Regions from separate parts of the Homo sapiens genome. Here region 1 is linked to region 2. A link is an interaction called in ENCODE POLR2A ChIA-PET data of the cell type or tissue named here. Cell type or tissue: Panc1. All regions are shown on one strand. Each heading gives the region's core, and the rest is flanking DNA. Links, peaks and the distances in the headings are about the cores only.

Evidence for each region. Peaks named below come from ENCODE experiments on the same cell type or tissue, not always from the same donor. Only the 100,000 strongest peaks of a DNase experiment are listed, where the experiment ranks them.
Region 1: POLR2A ChIA-PET joins it to region 2 with 11 read pairs; 2 of 35 experiments call an interaction of 5 or more read pairs at or near these places.

What each region holds. Positions count from the first base shown.
Region 1 is chr7:156,298,855-156,307,590 of GRCh38, forward strand. No RefSeq gene overlaps it. Among named protein-coding and RNA genes, the nearest start is that of LINC00244, 240 kb to the right of the region's middle. In Panc1, for the core only: no CTCF peak of the experiment used is centred there; no DNase peak of the experiment used is centred there.
Region 2 is chr7:156,220,699-156,229,434 of GRCh38, forward strand. It overlaps LOC124901791 (a long non-coding RNA gene), which reads left to right and starts at 2,773. Exons shown (of 4, transcript XR_007060617.1): 1 at 2,773-2,854. In Panc1, for the core only: no CTCF peak of the experiment used is centred there; no DNase peak of the experiment used is centred there.

The DNA.
Region 1 (8,736 bases), core at 317-8,316, 78 kb after region 2:
TCAATGGTAAAAGTGATTAATTTTATGTCATGTATATGACAATAAAAAACAAAAAATACATATAAAGACTTTAACCATTCCCAAGTAAAAGGCAGAGATTGTCTGACTGAAAGAAAATAAGAAAGACCAAATGTATCTTACTTATAACGAACCTACTTTTATTTAAAAAAAAAAGACATCTCCCATGCTATTGCTAATCAAAATAAAGCTATCAGACAAAATAGATTTCAGAGCAAAGACTATTATAAGGTCTACTAGCTTTCTATTGCTATGTAACAGTATCGCCACACACTTAGCATCACACTTTTGCTGTCTCACAATTTCTGCAGGTCGGGGTCCAGCATGCCTCGCTGGGTGTCTGGTCATGAGGACTTCCCAAGCATGGCTTCCTGCCTCCACAGTCAGAAAGGAAGTGCAAGAGAGATGCAAGCAAGAGGGGCACTTTAATTATGAAACAAAATTACGTATTATTTACTTATAATTATGCACATGTGGTCACCTTTGCTGTAGTCTTTTGGTTAGAACCAAGTCACAGGTACTGCCCCCGTCATGGCAACGTCACACAGGGCATGAACTCCAGGAGGCAGAAACCATGGGGACTCTGTAAAACAATGCCCGTTATACAGAGATAAACATGGCCATTTCCAAATAATAAAAGAAGAATTCATTAAGAGGACACAGAAATTTTAAGTGTTTATGGATGTATTAACAGAACCTCAAAAGACATAAAGCAAAATCTAATAGAAAAAGGAGATACAGAAAACCCATACTTATAGATCCAAATGTCAACACCCCTCTCTCGAGAATTCAAGTAAGCAGAAAGTCGGTAAGATATAAAAGATTTCAACAACACTATCAACCAACATGACTTAATGGATCTCTATTGAAAACTCCATCTAAAAACAGCAAAATACACATTGTTTTCAAGAGTACTTGGAACATTTTCCAAGACAAACTACATTATGGGCTATAAAACAAGTCTAAATAACTATAAAAGCATTCAAGTCATACCACAATGTTCTCTGATAACAATAAAATGAAATTAGAAATTAATAACAAAGATATTTGGAAAATCTTAAAATATTTAGGAACTAAATAACATCTCTAAAAAAATTTTTTTTAAAAACTTATCTTCAGCAAAGAGAGCAAAAGAGGAATTAGAAAATATTTTGAACTGAAAAAAAATAAAAATTCAACATGTTGGCCAGGTGTGGTGGCTCATGCTTCTAATCCCAGTGCATTGAGAGGCCAAGTCAAGAGAATAGCTTGAAGCCAGGAGTTCAAGACCAGCCTGGGCAACATAGTGAGACCCTGTCTCTACAAAAAAATTTAAAATTAGCCAATGTGGTAGCATGCACCTGTAGTCCCAGCTACTCAGGAGGCCGAAGTAGGAGGATCGCTTGAGTAGGCTTGAGACTGAGGCAAGATGATTGCTTGAGCAAGTCAAGGCTGCAATGAGCTATCATCACACCATTACACTCCAGCCTGGGCGATAGGGAAAGATGCTGTCTCTAAAATGCACACACACACAATTCAATATGTTAAAAAAAAGTATGGGATGCCACTGAAGCAGTACTTATAGGGAAATTTATAGCACAAAATATCTATACTCAAAAATAGACAGGTCTCAAGTCAATGATCTTAGCTTCTTAAGAAACTAGAGAAAAAAAGAGCCAACAGAAACCGAAATAATAATAATAAAAATCAAAGTGGAAAATAATACAAGTAGAAAATAGAAATATAATAGAGAAAATCAATGAAACCAAAAATGATACCTTGAGAAAATTAGTAACATCAGTAACTTATAAAAGACTGATTTTTAGAAGTGAGAGAGGAGGAAGATGCAAATCACCAATATCAGGAATGAGAAATGTGACATCATTAGAGATCCTACAGATATGAAAAGTACAATAAGAGAATATCATAAATAACTTTGCACCAAGAAATTGGACAACTTAGATGAAATGGTAAATTTCTTGAAGGACACTATCAGATTTTACTAAATAAGAAACAGGTAAATTGAATACCCCAAAATTTATCAAAGAAATTCAATTCATAGTTGAAAAACTTTTCACAATGAAACCTTCAGGCCCAGAAGGCTTCACATCTGAGTTCCTCAAATATCTAAGGAAAACCAATAACAGCTCTATACAAACTCTTCCAGGAAATTGAAGAGAAGGACATACTTCTTAACTCATTCAATTCAGTCATCATTATTCTCACACTACAATCAAAGACATAACATTTAAAAACTCACAGTCAATATCCCTCATGAACATAATAATCAAGTGGAATTTATCTCAGGAAGGCAAAGTTGTTTTGGCACTCAAAATCAATCCATGTAATTCAACTTATTAACACACTAAACACCAAACCATACGATAGTCTTGCAGAAAAGGCATTTGGCAAAATCCAACATCCATTCATAATTTTTAAAAATCTCATCAAACTAGGAAAAAGAATCTCCTCGGCCTGATAAAAGACATTTATGAAAATGATAAAGCTGACCCATACCTAATGGTAAGAGACTGAGTGATTTCCATCTAAATTCAGAAACAAGACAAGGATGTCTGCTCTCATCCCTCTATTCAACATTGCATTTGAGGTTCTAGCCAGTGCAATAAGAAAAAAAAAAGAAAGAAAGAAAAGAAAAAAATAAATTAACATCCTGTTGGAAAATTGGGAGTTAAGTAGCATTTCTTATGAGATGACATGACCATCTATCTAGGAAATCCTGTGGAATCTATAAAGATACTACTGGAAGTGAATTGAGTGAGATTGCAGAATATGAGACGGATATTGTTTTGGAGTGAATTGCGTCAGCCTAAAATGTATATGTTGAAGTCCTAATCTCAGTACCTCAGAACGTAACCATATATAAAAATAAAAACTTTAATGAGATAATTAAGCTAAAATAAGAAAGAGCTCAGAAGAAATCAACCCTGAGGTCATCTTAATCTTGGATTTCTCCAGAACTGGGAGGTGAGAAAATAAACGTCTAATGTTTAAGCCACTCAGCCTGTGTGGTATTTTGTTATAGAAGCCTTAGCAAGCTAATACAACATACATAAAGCATTTGTATTTCTCTATTCCAACAACAAACAATCAGAATTTGAAGTTAAAAACGTAAGACCACCTACCATAGATCAAAATATAAAGTGAAATTCTTAGAAATAAATTTGAGAAATGTGTAAAAACTGTACCTTGAGAACCACAAAACATGCAGAGAAAAAAAATAGCAGAATTAAATAGACAGCTACAAGATGTTCATGGATCAGAACACTTAGTATTGTTGAGATAATGGTTCTCCCCAAAGTGATCTACAGACTCAATGTACTCCCAATCAAAAGCCTAGCTGGCTTTCTTTTTTTGAAGAAATTTAAAAAGCTGATTCTCCAACTCACATGGAATACAAAGGATCTCAAATAGCCAAACAACTCTGTAAAAGCACAATTTGTAAACATATGTACTGATAAATTAGGTTTCTTCAACATTTAAAACTTGTTCTTCAGAAGACACTGTTAGGAGAATGCAAATATAAGCCACAGGCTGGAAAAAAATTGAAAATAATATCTGATTTTAAAAAAAAGTATCCAGAACTTTCAAAACTCAATAATAACAGAACAATCTAATAAAAAGTATGAATGAACACTTCATCAAAGTGATAGACAGGTGGCAGATAAGCACCTGAAAAAGATCCTCAACATCATTAGTCATTATAAACATGCAAATTTAAACCATAATGCGATTAGACACCTATAAGAATGGCCCGTGTGAAACTGAGACATTGGTCATACCAAGCACTGGCAATGACACAATGCCCTTGGAACTCTCCCACCTTCTGTTTAGAATATGAAATTAAGGGCCGGGTGCAGTGGCTCATGCCTGTAATCCCAGCATTTTGGGAGGCCGAAACGGGCAGATCGCAAGGTCAGGAGATCGAGACCATCCTGGCTAACACGGTGAAACCCCATCTCTACTAAAAATACAAAAAATTAGCTGGGCATGGTGGTGGGCGCCTGTAGGCCCAGCTACTCGGGAGGCTGAGGTAGGAGAATGGCTTGAACCCGGGAGGCAGAGCTTGCAGTGAGCTGAGATCACACCGCTGCACTCCAGTCTGGGCGACTGAGTGAGACTGTCTCAAAAAAAAAAAAAAAAAAAAAGAATATGAAATTAAGACCTCATTTTAACTTTATTACGGTACTTTTAGAAACAGGCAGTTTCTTTAAAAAGTTAAACATGCACCCATTTTACAACCCATTTTATGACCCAGCCATTCCATTCGTAAGTATTCCCCAAGAGAATTGAAAGCATATGTCCACACAAAGAATTATCCATGATAGCTTACAGCATCTTTATTTGTAATAGCCACAACTGTAAACAGCCCAAATGCCCACCAACAGGTGACTGGAATAACAAATTGTGCTATATTATAATAATACAGTAGAATCCTACTAGCAATAGAAGAATGAATTGTTGATATGTATAGTAATATCTCAAAATAATTATGCTGTGCAAAGAAGTCAGAAAAAGTGAATGTATACACCTTATATTTCCATTTACATAAATGTCTAGAAATTGTAAATGAATCTCTAGTGACAGGAAGCTGATCAGGATGGTCGGGGTAAGAGCAGGGACCAGGCCTTACAGAGCAGCATAAAGAAGGTTCGGGGGCTGTGTCCATTGTCTTCATTGTGATGACGGCTTCACAGGTATATACAGATGTTACATTTGTCAACTTGTACACTTTTTTTTTTTTTTGAGACAGAGTCTTGCTCTGTCACCCAGGCTGGAGTGCAGTGGTGCGATCTCAACTCACTGCAACCTCTGCCTCCCAGGTTCAAGCGATTCTCCTGCCTCAGCATCCCAAGTAGCTGGGATTACAAGTGCTTGCCACCACGCTCGGCTAATTTTTGTATTTTTTTTAGTAGAGATGGGGTTTCACCATGTTGGTCCCTGTCTGGAACTCCAGGCATGAAGTGATCCACCCACCTTGGCCTCCCAAAGTGCTAGGATTACAGGTGTGAGTCACCATGCCCAGCAAATTGTACACTTTTAAGGGGTGGAGTTTATTGTGTGTATCAATCTTATAACCCAAGGATACTGTTAAAAAATTGTGATAGTATATTTTTCCAATTTTGATATCTACAACAACAAATTGTCATCAACAGGTCATTCAAACTGGCGGTGGCATCTTTTTGACGCATCCCCACCATGCTTCGAGCACTTCCTATTGCAGGCTCATCTCATTCCCTGGCCCAGCCCAGCCCTTAAATCAACCTTTTCTCCAAAGAATGCTCTGTCCTTTCATTGCAGAATGGGATTCAGAAACCAAAGCCTGGGCACGTGGCATGCTCATTGCTTTAGGGTGTCTGAGCTTCCAGGTCCTCTTAGCAAAGCCAGGAATCTACGTAAGAAACACAAACACAGGAACACTCACCTGTATCTGCTCCCCCAGCAAGCTGGTGACCTACCTAAGTATATTAAAACTATGAGTTCATACTAATACCTCCAATTCCAGTTCAACATGCAGGGTTTATACACAATTTCTGAAAGAAAATGCTCACCTTTGAGCCATTCTATTAAATGAAAGAACAGCATCAAGAAGGTGGCTTAAGCCCACAAAACCAAGGGCACATAAAAAATAAAGGGCTGGCTTGCAGGCCTATGGACCAGGGCACCCCCACCGAGACCAATTCTGCCGTTCTCGCTCTGTATCTGCAGACATCCCTTCCGGATTTTCTTCCTAATTCCACATATGCAATGCTTTCGAGGCCTACGATATGGAAGAGTCTTTGCTGGCCATTGAAGTTTAAAGAGGTGATTAAGGAGACCAGACTTCATCCTTAAGAAACCTACCAAATAGGGGGAATAGGAGACACATATACTACACACACACACACACACACGCACACACACACAGGCACACCCCTCTAAAATAAAGCAGTGTATGCTAAGAACCAGGGAGGAAGGTGTTGACTTTGTGGCTCAAGGTGGCACTGAATGAGATGATTTCTGCAAATCATTTGGTGCAGTGCCTAACGCAGGGTAAGCACTCAATAAACAATACCTGTTTTGTGGTAAGAAGTGGAAAACCCAGCCCAGTCGCCTCTAGAGCGTCTCATCTCACAATGAAGATTGCAAGATCAAATCCACCAGAGAGGCTGGGGAGCCTTGGCGTTCTCTCCAAGCTCACAAGACTAAAAAGGCAAAATAAATTTCACGCAATCAAGTGTAATCAGCAGCTCTTCTTGTGAAATCCAGGGTCTCGCATCTTCCTCCTGGCAGGTTCTCTTCTGACTCATCTCTTCCCTTTCCCTGGAATCCAAGGTCCCCCATCCCCGCCTTGGAGTCCCTGCCGTGTGTCCCACCAAGTGATGGTTTCAGGGCCCCTCGAAGCAAGAATGCATCCTCTCCTGCTTTTTCCTGTCCAGGTTAGAGGAGGAAAGTGAGTATATTCAGTCTGGAACCTGAGCACCTGTCCTTTGTATTAAATACCTACGCCAGGCCAAAGTTCTGATTCCTGGCTCAGAGCAGGTTTGGATGGGAGAGAGAGGGAAACGGTACAAGGGCAGGGAGGTGGAGGGGCCTCAGGACCGGGTGCAGCAGGAAAGCAAGACGAATGGAAAAGCACTTACTAATCATCCCGTGAATAAATGAACACAAGGAGCCAGGAATAAATGCAGGCATGCATCCGCGAAAGAATGTGTAACCCACACGTCACGGTTCTTACCCCACCTGCTAAACCTGAATCCCTTCCAAGATGTCTCTGACTTGCCTGGATGTCTCTGTCATATTTGCAGGTGTTGCCTCCAATGGCTTCTGGGACCTATTCCTGCTCGGGACATGGTCCTGCTGGGCCCCACTGTCCCCTCCCCACCCCAGGGACTGTGACAGCCAGCACAGTGCTGCAGGGTGCATGCTCTGCCCAGAGCCACAGAGCGCATCTCTCGTCCTCTCAGCATTTCCACCACCACCCACATCCTGCTGCAAGCTTGGGGTCTGGGGCCTCCAGCATCTCCAGCGTCCCACAGCCTTTTTACAATGGAGTTATTGCATTTCTGTCCACAGCTCATGATAACGAGGGGAGCTGAGTCTGATGCAGCTGCTGAGGGAAGTCCTCCTGATGGTCCCTGACTTAGGATGGCTCCACTAACAATTTTTTCATTTTTCAACCTTACAATGGGGTGAAAGCAATAGCAATTCAGTAGACACCATCATTCCAGTTTTGCATGGTGATCTTTTCCTGGGCTACGGATATGCAGTATCATACTCTTACTATAAAAAAGGACTTGTGTTAGCTGCTTTTTCCCCACTGTAGGCTAATGTAAGTGCCTGAGCACACTTGTGCTGAGCTATGGTGTCCTGTAAGTTAGGTGTATTAAATGCAGTTTCGACTTTTGGTATTTTCAGTGCAATTGGCATATTGGGATGGGGCCCCACTGTAAGCTGGGGGGCATCTGTAAAACTGAATGCTGCAGAGAAAACAATAGGATGACAGTGTGAGATCATGACTGTGCCCACAGTTCCTGGTGGGAATCAGGACAAGGACATGAACAGGGAAGGGAACCACATGAAGCAACACAGGATCCCACAGTCACAGTCCCTGGTGGGAATCAGGACAAGGACATGAACAGGGAAGGGAACCGCATGAAGCAACACAGGATCCCACAGTCACAGTCCCTGGTGGGAATCAGGACAAGGACATGAACAGGGAAGTGAACCACATGAAGCAACACAGGATCCCATAGTCCGTTCTGCAGCCCATCCCTCCAGGGTCAGAGAGGAGGGCTTGTCACAATAATAGCCTGGACAGAGAGCTGGGAAACCAGATTCAAATCCTAGTTTTGCCTCCAGCTCATCAGCAAAATAAGAAAAAAATCATCAAACCGCATTTGAATTTTCACAAAATCGACAGTGCTTCTAACCAGCAAAACAATAGCAAAGCCATATTATCTGTGATTTGCAGCAATTTATTGAGTTAGTTCGTTAGTTACTTATTCATTCGTTACAGACGGCTTTGAGAATCTGATGAAAGCTCTAAGCCCACTCTCCAGACAAACGCCTGCGTGGACAGTCCCATGACATTTTGCATCCAATTGCTGGTTAAGCGTTAAGGGTCCCTAATATACATTCATTTAGAACTTTCCATTGTTCAAAGTGCTTTCATGCCTGTTATTTTATCCTACCCTTTTCTTGAGATCGAATAAACATATTCAGTAATGAGCACATTTGTGCTGAGCTATGGTGTCCTGTAAGTCCTAAAACCCTATCCTGATTCAGGTGTCTAAACTGTAACAAAGCACATACTGCTACCAACCGCAAGATTCTGAGGCCTAGGAAATCGTGGATTACCTGAAAATGTCCTCTTGTATTTCATAATCCAAACTCCAGGGCTGAAGGAAGAAAACATAGAAGACAGGGTAGGGAGAAGTTTTGATGTGGTTCTTCATCTCAAAACTACTAACAGTAGAAGGTTTTGAAAACAATAGAGCCCTCCCCAGACCCCGTCCAGTAGCGTTGACCACCCATAACCAGCAGGTGGAATCCGCTGAACTTCAGAAGAGAGGCTGGCCTCTGGTAATCACGGGCAGGAGAGGAAAATCCTTCCATGGCAGAGGGTTTGGTCTTGGGAGTCCCAGGATCTCCCGGCACCCCCACCACAGCTCAGCAAGGGGCCTGCCGGAGGAGGCAGGGGGCCGAGGGACTCATTAGCACCCCAGAGAAAGGGGCGGC
Region 2 (8,736 bases), core at 382-8,381:
TTCTCCACCCTGTACCGCAGGCCCCAGCTGCTCCAGCTCCAGCATGAGCTTCATGGACGTTACCACGACAGTAACAATATTAGGATCAGTGACGCTTCCCTGGGAGCCACACGTTAACATTTTCATATACTGGGGCTATTAGCTGCAAAGAATGGGACAGAATTGAGACACATTCATTTCTGTGATGCCTTCCATTAATCACTCTTAACAGCCAAAGACTGTCAAAACAGACAGGTGATATGCACTGTGAGAACCCACTCGTCAGCTCAGAGCTTTGACATTTTAATCTCCGTCATCTCAACTGCTGGAGAAACGAGGCCGAGATAACCTGGAATTCATAGACACACATGCACACACAGCATAGATGACACCACACACACTGTGTGTGTAATGATGCGTGTGCACAGATGGCTGTGTGGTATGTGCATAGAACAAATACACAGCACACACAACATATACGCACCCATGGTATACAAAGCAACCATGCTTATAAAACAATTCTGAAGGTTAGAATGGGGAGAAGACACTGCTAGGAAGAATAGGGTTGGGGCCACGGCCACACTGACCACTTCTACTCCCCGGGGACTGGCCTGTGGCCTGCGAAAATACATGCCTTTTTTTGTACATTTCAGAGCCATGTAATCTCTCACAGCTCTTAGCTGTTAGCACACACATGCTTTTAAAATGAGAGACTTTTAGGGCTCAGAGAAGAATAAGATGCAAGGGAGTTCCAGCACAGGCAGAAGGCAGCTGAGTTCATGGAAGCAAGGATTTGACTCGTAGGGTTCTTATCAACTGGGTCTCTGCACTGGACACAAATCCCATGGTTTAGGCATCCTCTAAACAACTTTGAAATGCGGGGCCCTCCCTGCTGAGATCGTCCTGCTAAAGGAAACACCTGGATTGATCATGTTCCCCTCTTTAATGTTGGTATTGACTTTGGCCTAAAAATGACAGGTTTCAAGACTGTCATTAGTCTAAATTACAAACAGATTATATGTTGATATAATAAATGTTTTACCTTTAATTTTTGTTTTAGTATCTTCTTATAAATGGGTATCAAACTATGCTGAACCTATTTATTAAGGCTTTCCTCTGAAAGATGATTTGGTTGCAAAAGAAAACCTTTCTTTATCAGAGGCTGCAGTAAGGTTCCTGTTCTGCTGGAGTGGGCTTCGGGCTCTGGACGGGGCAGCCGCTTGTGCACACTGTGTACAGCCCACCATGCTGCCTCTGCTCCTGTTATCTGTTGCTCCACAAACATTACTTCTTTTTCCCTGCCTGTAAAAACCTCCTCATCTTAAAAAAAGCCTGGCATTTTGGCACAATTTTATCCCACCCTATCCCCGGATTCATATGCTGGAGTCCTGAATCCCAGTACCACAGAATGTGACTGTACCTGGAGATGAGGACGTTAAAAAGGTTATTAAGGTGAAATGAGCTCATTAGGGTGGCCTCAATCCAATATGACTGGTGTCCTTCTAAGAAGAGGAGATGAGAACAGAGACACATTAGAGAGGACACCAGGAGAAGACGGCCATCTGCCGGCCCAGGAGAGCGGCCTCAGGAGAAACCAACCCTGCTGACACCCTGATCTGGGACTTTTGGCCTCCAGGATGGTGAGAGAAGGAATTTCAGTTGTCCAAGTCCTGCAATCTGCAGGACTTGATTGCGGCAGTCCTGGCAGGCTTGTGCACCTGGCTGGGGACACTGGCCCTGTGCTAGTTCCAGAGAAGAGCCTGCCCCAGGCATAATAATGAATAGCACCTTCCCATTACATAGGATTTCCTCCATTTCTAAAATCTGCTTGAGGGCAGAGACTTCTTTTCTCTGGCCACAAAGCTTCATGCCTTGCACATAACTAGTGCTCAAGACACTCTGGGTGACTGGGGATAACTAGACTCAGATCTCACTTCCATTTGAAGACCAGCTTCCCCTCCCCTTCCCCTGGACCCACACCATGGGTGCTGCCTAGAAGCTACCTGGCAGCCCCTATGATCAGGCCTCATCCTGAATTGCAGTAGGCCAAGCTGTGATTAGTGAACATGGAGGAAAAGCACAACGGGTTTTTGCAGAAGCTGCTCTGTGCACGGCTTTCCTCTGCTTGTAGAAAGGGTCAAATGCTCAGGACCTGGGGGGCTTGAGGCAAGAGGAAAGGCAGATTCCTTTCCAGCTTCCAACGTAGTGGATGGTGCTGAGGCCAAATCATTCACTCCTCCTACGAGAAGGCAACAATGACCAAGCGAACCCACAGGACACAGGCTGTGCAGGAAGCACGAGAGGCCCAATGGTGCGGACAGGTTTAACTGCAGGGAAGGGCATTTCAGTTTATTGTAGTAACATGACTCCTGTAAGGCGGAATTAAGATTCTGAGCAAAAACTCAGCAGAAGCTGCATGAAAAATGTCATCACAACTTAAGTCTGCAAATCAGCAACTCCGCTGATCAACCACAAAGTAATAAGGAGTAACAGCCTAGGAAGTTATGTTATTGAACCAGTGGGCAAACGTCTATCTGAGTGTAATGCGTTGATTTGTCACACTTGTGTGAAACCTTTACTGTTTCTTGACTTCCATGTACTAAAAGTCCCCATTTAGGACAATAGCTATGAGTAAAAAAATAGGCTGTTCTCCAGAAGAATCATATGCAGACACCTTTGCTTCTGATTCTTGGTGCATTTGTCTTTCATTGTAACAGTGATACATTCAATTGTGTCACAATTGCCCTTTAATTTGGAGCAACACCAACTGTAGCCAGCTACTCACAGGAGGGGCTGCACCACCCTGGGGCGTTTTCAGGAACATTGGCTCACCCTCTATCAGTGTCAGTGATAATGCTGGGATAAAACACCACAGGTTGGTAACAACCATCTTCTTTCGTATTCTCACTTGCTCTTCTCTTTTCTCTTCTTCTCCTCTCCTCCCCATCTCCTTCTCTGTCTCTGCATCTCTCTCTGTTTTTCTCTTTATCTCTGTCTCTGCGTCTTTGCCTTTTTCTCTCTCTGACTCTGTCTCTTTCTGTCTCTGCTCTCTCTGTCTCTATGCCTTTCTATGTCTGCCTCTTTCTGTCTTTGTCTCTGATTCTGTCTCTCCATCTCTATCTCTCTCTACCTCTTCCATCTCTCTCTATCTCTGAATCTCTCTCTCTCTCTCTCACTGTCTGATACACACACACGCACACACATACACAATTGTTTCCACTGGTTGAGAAGTAGGCTAAGCTTTTCACAGTTGAAGGCTCAATCCCAAAGTCTAAAGCGAAGCCATTATCAGTGAAAAGTTTGCTCAAGGATTTTCTGGTTTGTGGGGAACCAGGCAATTCCCTGGCAAGCCCCGCATTCTGGCCTCTGCTTGCTGGTGTGTACCGCGGCAACAATGCATCCCCCTCCCACTGGGCTGTTAGTGGAGCAGTGACAACGTCAGCCTGGAGCCCCAGAGGCCTCGCAGGCTTTCCCAGGGGAGACCAGCCCATGGAGCCACACAGTGGTGCTCAACCTGGGTGCAGCAGGGGTAAGATGCCAGGGGCTTCAGAAGCAGGAGGTTCCCAGCCTTTTGGAAGATTAGGACACAGACTCTCTAGCTGGCATGAACACTCAGGCAGCTCTCTAGCCAATGATTTCCACTGGCAAATGAGCAGGTTTCCATGGAAAGTCATTAATTATCTCCTATTTAATCATCCACTTTAAGAGTTTCTGTGGGTTGTGTAATTAAAGACACAGTACTTTATGGGGATTACTGGGGTACATAAAATCCCCAGCCCTGTGCCAAGGCTGTAGCGTTTGTCTCAAACACTGAGAATCTGTTCTGATGGTGACGAGGCATTCCTAGGCTTGCTTTGAGGCAGTGGGGCTGCTGGACTCACACTTCCTTAGCTTCTTGCTGCCTCCCAACCCACTCCCAGACTGAGGGAGGCAGGAAGGAAAAGCCCAGACTGTCTTTTGTCATGAAAGGGTTCCAAGGAATCGAGGAGCAGGCTGCCCTGCCTTGCCAGGACCAGATGAAAACTGCTAAAGAACAAGAAACTGGGGTGAAACGCAGGCAGACCTTGCTGTGGCAGGCATCTTTCCAAGATGGTCTTCAGTAACCCAAGCTCCCTTCTCTTCACTTCTCTGTGATATCCCCTTATTTTAAGTGTGATCTGCATCTAATGACTTGCCTTTAACAAGGAAAATAAGACAAAATTGATGAGATGTCACTTCTGTGATGAGGTGACAAAAGACTGTCACTTCCATCTCTGTGGCACTCTCTCTCTTGACTTCTTGTCCAGCATGCTTTCATGAAGCAAGCCGCCATGTTGGAGCAGCCCTCCTGGAAAAGAGCTGAGGATGGCCTCTGGCCAACAGCCAGTGAGAAACTGAATTCTGCCAACAGCCATGTGAGTGAGCTTGGATGCAGATCCTTCCCCAGTCAAGTCTCAGATGAGACCACAGCCCTGGATGACACCTTGTCTACAGACTTGTGAGACCCAGAAACAGAGGACCTGGTTGAGCCATGCCTGACTCCTGATCCATAAAAACTATGAGATAACAAATGTTGTTCTTTCAGGCCACTAAGTTTGTGGTAATTTGTTACGTAGTTATAGATTACTAATCCACTCCAACTAACTAAATAGAGGTTATGACTGTAATGAATCTTTATATTTTCAACACAATTATTTTTCAGAAGGAGAAATTACAGGCATAATAGTTATGTGTTCAGTAACTAATGTTGAGCTCCATTTTTAATAAGTTGGCAAAGGGGAGAATGGCCAAGTTGAAACCAAGGCATTTCTCTTTCCTTCATACTTTCAATAGGTTATGCAACCTTGTGCGGTAGCAAAATCCTATTGAATATTCAGTTTATGAGCCATTCATTTCTTGGAATCCTCCTGTTTTACCTGGTACTTGCAAATAGGTACTTCTTGTCCTATTTTACCATCAGAGTCAAAGAAAGGAGAAGCTCAGCTCAAACTTCCTGTATCTATATAGAAATTCTGATAGGCTTAGCTACTCATTTGTAATATTAGGAAAACATTGGTGAGACACATGGCAAAGGTAGCTGGTACATCCTTAGAAATTAGAAGATGTAGCCAGACCATAGAACAAGAGAAAAAGAGAGGAGGTGAAGGGTACCAAAGAAAATCAGACCACTTCATGAACTTACTGAGCACTGGTCCTGCCTGCAATCTTTGAGAAGTGACCCTTCCCTTTTTTTAACCCTGGAGTTTCACTGCCAGGGCTTGTGTGGCCCAGCTGAATGACAAGGTGCACCAGCTTGGAAGAGGAGGAAGAGAAGGTGGTAAGAGCCTGACACAGCCATTCATTTCCTCATCTACGTACCACAAAACTTCAGGCTCCATAGGAATATGTCTCAGAAGTCAGCTTAAAAATAATAATAACAAGCCTTCTGCATACTCATTTTCAAGGGCTCATACTGAAGCAACTCCAAGTGCCAGTCATCTCTACATAGTTGTCTAAACAGAGCCATCTTTCAAGGCTGACCAACAACAGAAATGTGTGCCACAGAATATAAATCATAGAAGGCAACTGTAAAACATGCACAATTTCACAATGTACCTGGCATTTTTTAGTATAGTGCCTTCTTTTCTTTTCTAGTTTTTTTGCTTTGTCTCTTTTTAAAACCATGACCAATGTTTTCTTTCTTCAACTACCCTTCAAAGCTCTGGAAAAGAACAGGCCACTGTGAGGTGAACATGGCACAGAATTCCAAGGGTATGACACATGTGATTGCTTTTTTGGTTTCTATCTGAAAGGATTGTCAGTGGAGGTTTGCTGTTTCTGTGAGTGTCATGGGATATTCTTCAGACACTCATTCTGTTTTCTGAGTATAAATTCCGTGAGTATATATAAGTCACCACAGAAGAAACTCCATTGGGCCCTTGTTGGAGCGCCATGTGAGATTACGAAGCACCACATTACAAACCCATTGTGATTAAGCAGCTTCTCTCAGCACAGGGCTCAGGTCATCGCCAGCCACTGAAAACCAAAGTTCAAGCTGTTCCATGCCACAACTCAGGATCTCCTTGTGAAGCGTGATGTTCTTCTTACAAATGGCAGTATAGAGGGGGACTGAATCAGAAGACAGAACTCACTTAAGAGACAGTACTACCGCAGAATTAGAAATAGAAGAGCAGACAGGGTTACAGGAGCCAGAGATGGTGCCAGGATCATGCCCAAAAAAGTGAGCAGCAGCCCTTAAAAAATTGCTCTACTGAGCCAGCAGAAGAATGAGGGTAGGAGTGTCCCAGGCAAGTGCCAGAGGGGTCAGGGATGGGGGCATCAGCTAGTGACCTCTTGGTTCATCAGGCCTAATAGAGAAGAAAGAATAAGACAGAAGCTAATTCCGGACTTGATAAACCAGGTGGACTTGACCTTTGGTTCCCATCGCCTCTCAGGATTGGAGGAAAGAGGACAGTGCTCAAGGCAGCCTGAGGTGTTTAGAGGAACTCTCTCCATGAACTTTCATTGCCCTTATTAAAGGACTTCAGATGAAGCATTTAGGAAAAATACCTCTCAGGAGACTTGGCATTTTCCATCTTGAGTAGAAGAGGTGAAAATATCTCTTGTGAGTTTTCAAAACTAAAAGCAGTCCCCATGCAAGTTTGTCTTTCAAATTTGTATTATCCAGTGGTCCATAAAATCTCAAGCCAACATTTTTGTTCTTGGTGAATTGGGCTTAGTAGTAACCCAGGCATTTGAAGAAGCAAATGAAAATCCTCTCCACAAGAACTTAACTTCAAACCAGGCCTCAGAAAATCCCCATAGATAAAATTCCAATAAATGTGAGCTCAGACTCAAAAACAAAAAGTGCACAAGAAAGCAAGACACCATGAAGAAAAGGCAGCAGAAATGATGCACATGCAATCAAATCTGCACAGACTTTAATCACAGAAATATCAGACCCATGTTTGCTTCATTTTGTATGAATGGGTTGGACCCAATTGTGGTGTTAGAAATGATTACAAGTGGTTAAGTTCTGGGTATACTTTGCAGGTAGAGTTGACAAGAATTGCAGACAGATTGGATGTGAGATATGAAAGACTGAAGTTGTGGATGAGTCTGAGTTTGGACCTGAATAGTTGAAGGAATAGATTTGCATTGTTCCAATAGCTGTGGTCCATCACTGCCACTTCCAGGACCCTTTGACCAATGGCAGTCCCAGGGCAACACCTTATTTTCCAGGAACAGCCCAGGAGTGGTCACTGTTTCAAGAACTGCATTCTTCCAGTGGTTTGGGTTCACTTTCCAAGTAGGAAAGACATCAAAAGGAGGAGGGCAGGGAAGGGATAGAGATCAGCCCTCTGATCTACCAAGTTTGCAATGTCCAAAAACAAACAAATGATGAGGTAAGGCATTCAGATAATGTAACTCTAGACTTCAGGGTAGACATATGGGCTCAACGTGTGATTCTGCATAATTTTTAGCATATAGTATTATAATATAGCTCCCAGGTCAAATGAAATCACTAAGAGAATGAAGGTACACAGAGAAGAGAAATGGACCAAAGGAAGCCCCAGGACAAGAAAATTTTAGGGGCCAAAAGATGAACCATCAAAGGAAATTGAGAAGGAAGAACCAGTGAAGTAGGTTGAGAACAAAGAGAGATGGATATCCTGGAGGCCACCTGGACGTGTCTTTTAAGAAGGAGGCTGTGAGCATCTTAGTGAAAGCCACTGATAAGTGGAGTCAGGTGAGAACTGAGAATCTACCCCCGGACTTGACAATTTCCAGACCTTTGGTGGCTTGAGGAGGAGAAATTTCCATGGAATGGTGGAAGGCTAAATGGCTGGTTGGAGTGAGCTAAAAAGAAAATGGGAGAAGAGGAAGGTCAGACAAGGATAGAAAAGCATTTTGTAGAGTTTTGCTATAAGTGAGGCGGGGGAAGGAAGTGGCACATGAAGTTAGTGGTTACGAACACAAAGTAAGACCCCCGTCAGAATGGATCAGGAGCTGGAGGCATTCCAGAAATGAGCAGAACACAAAATCACCACAGACCAGAAGTCATATCAGAAACAGCACAAAGGAGATGAGACACATCTGTGAACACAGTGACAGACATGGAGAAGTGAAAATGAAATAGAACTACTGCATAAAGAGAAAAAGACAGGGACAGAATGTTAGATTTGAAAGCTAGACAAAAGAAATCTCTTGACATACATACATTAACATCCCTGAGGAGAACTAAAATAACAGGGCATAAAAATATTTCAAGATATAATTCAAAAAAACTTTCCAGAAATAAAAACAAATCTATAAGCATAAAGAACACACCAAAGCAAAACACACAACAAAATAATATAACAGACTATGAAACAAAAGAACCAATAAATATCCAAAGCCTGACATATGTCTTGGGCTGCAGTAACAAAATACCTGAGACCGGGCAATTTATAAACAACATGACTTCATTGCTCACTGTTCTGGAGGCTGGGAGGTCCAAAATCAAGGTGCCAGAAGATTAGGTGTCTGGTGAGAGCCTATTCCTCATAGATGGCACCTTCTATGTGCCATCACGTGGCAGAAGCTCAAGAGGAATAAATAAGCTCGTTCTCTAAAAGGGCACTAATCCCATTCATAGGGCTCCACCCTCATGACCTCCTCACCTCCCAAGGCCCCACCTCTCAACAACACACTGGGGATTCAAATTCAACATATTATTATTTTGAGAGGCACACAAACATGAAGACCACAGCAACATCAAATATGGATCAATGTTACAACCAAACATCCATTAGTTAA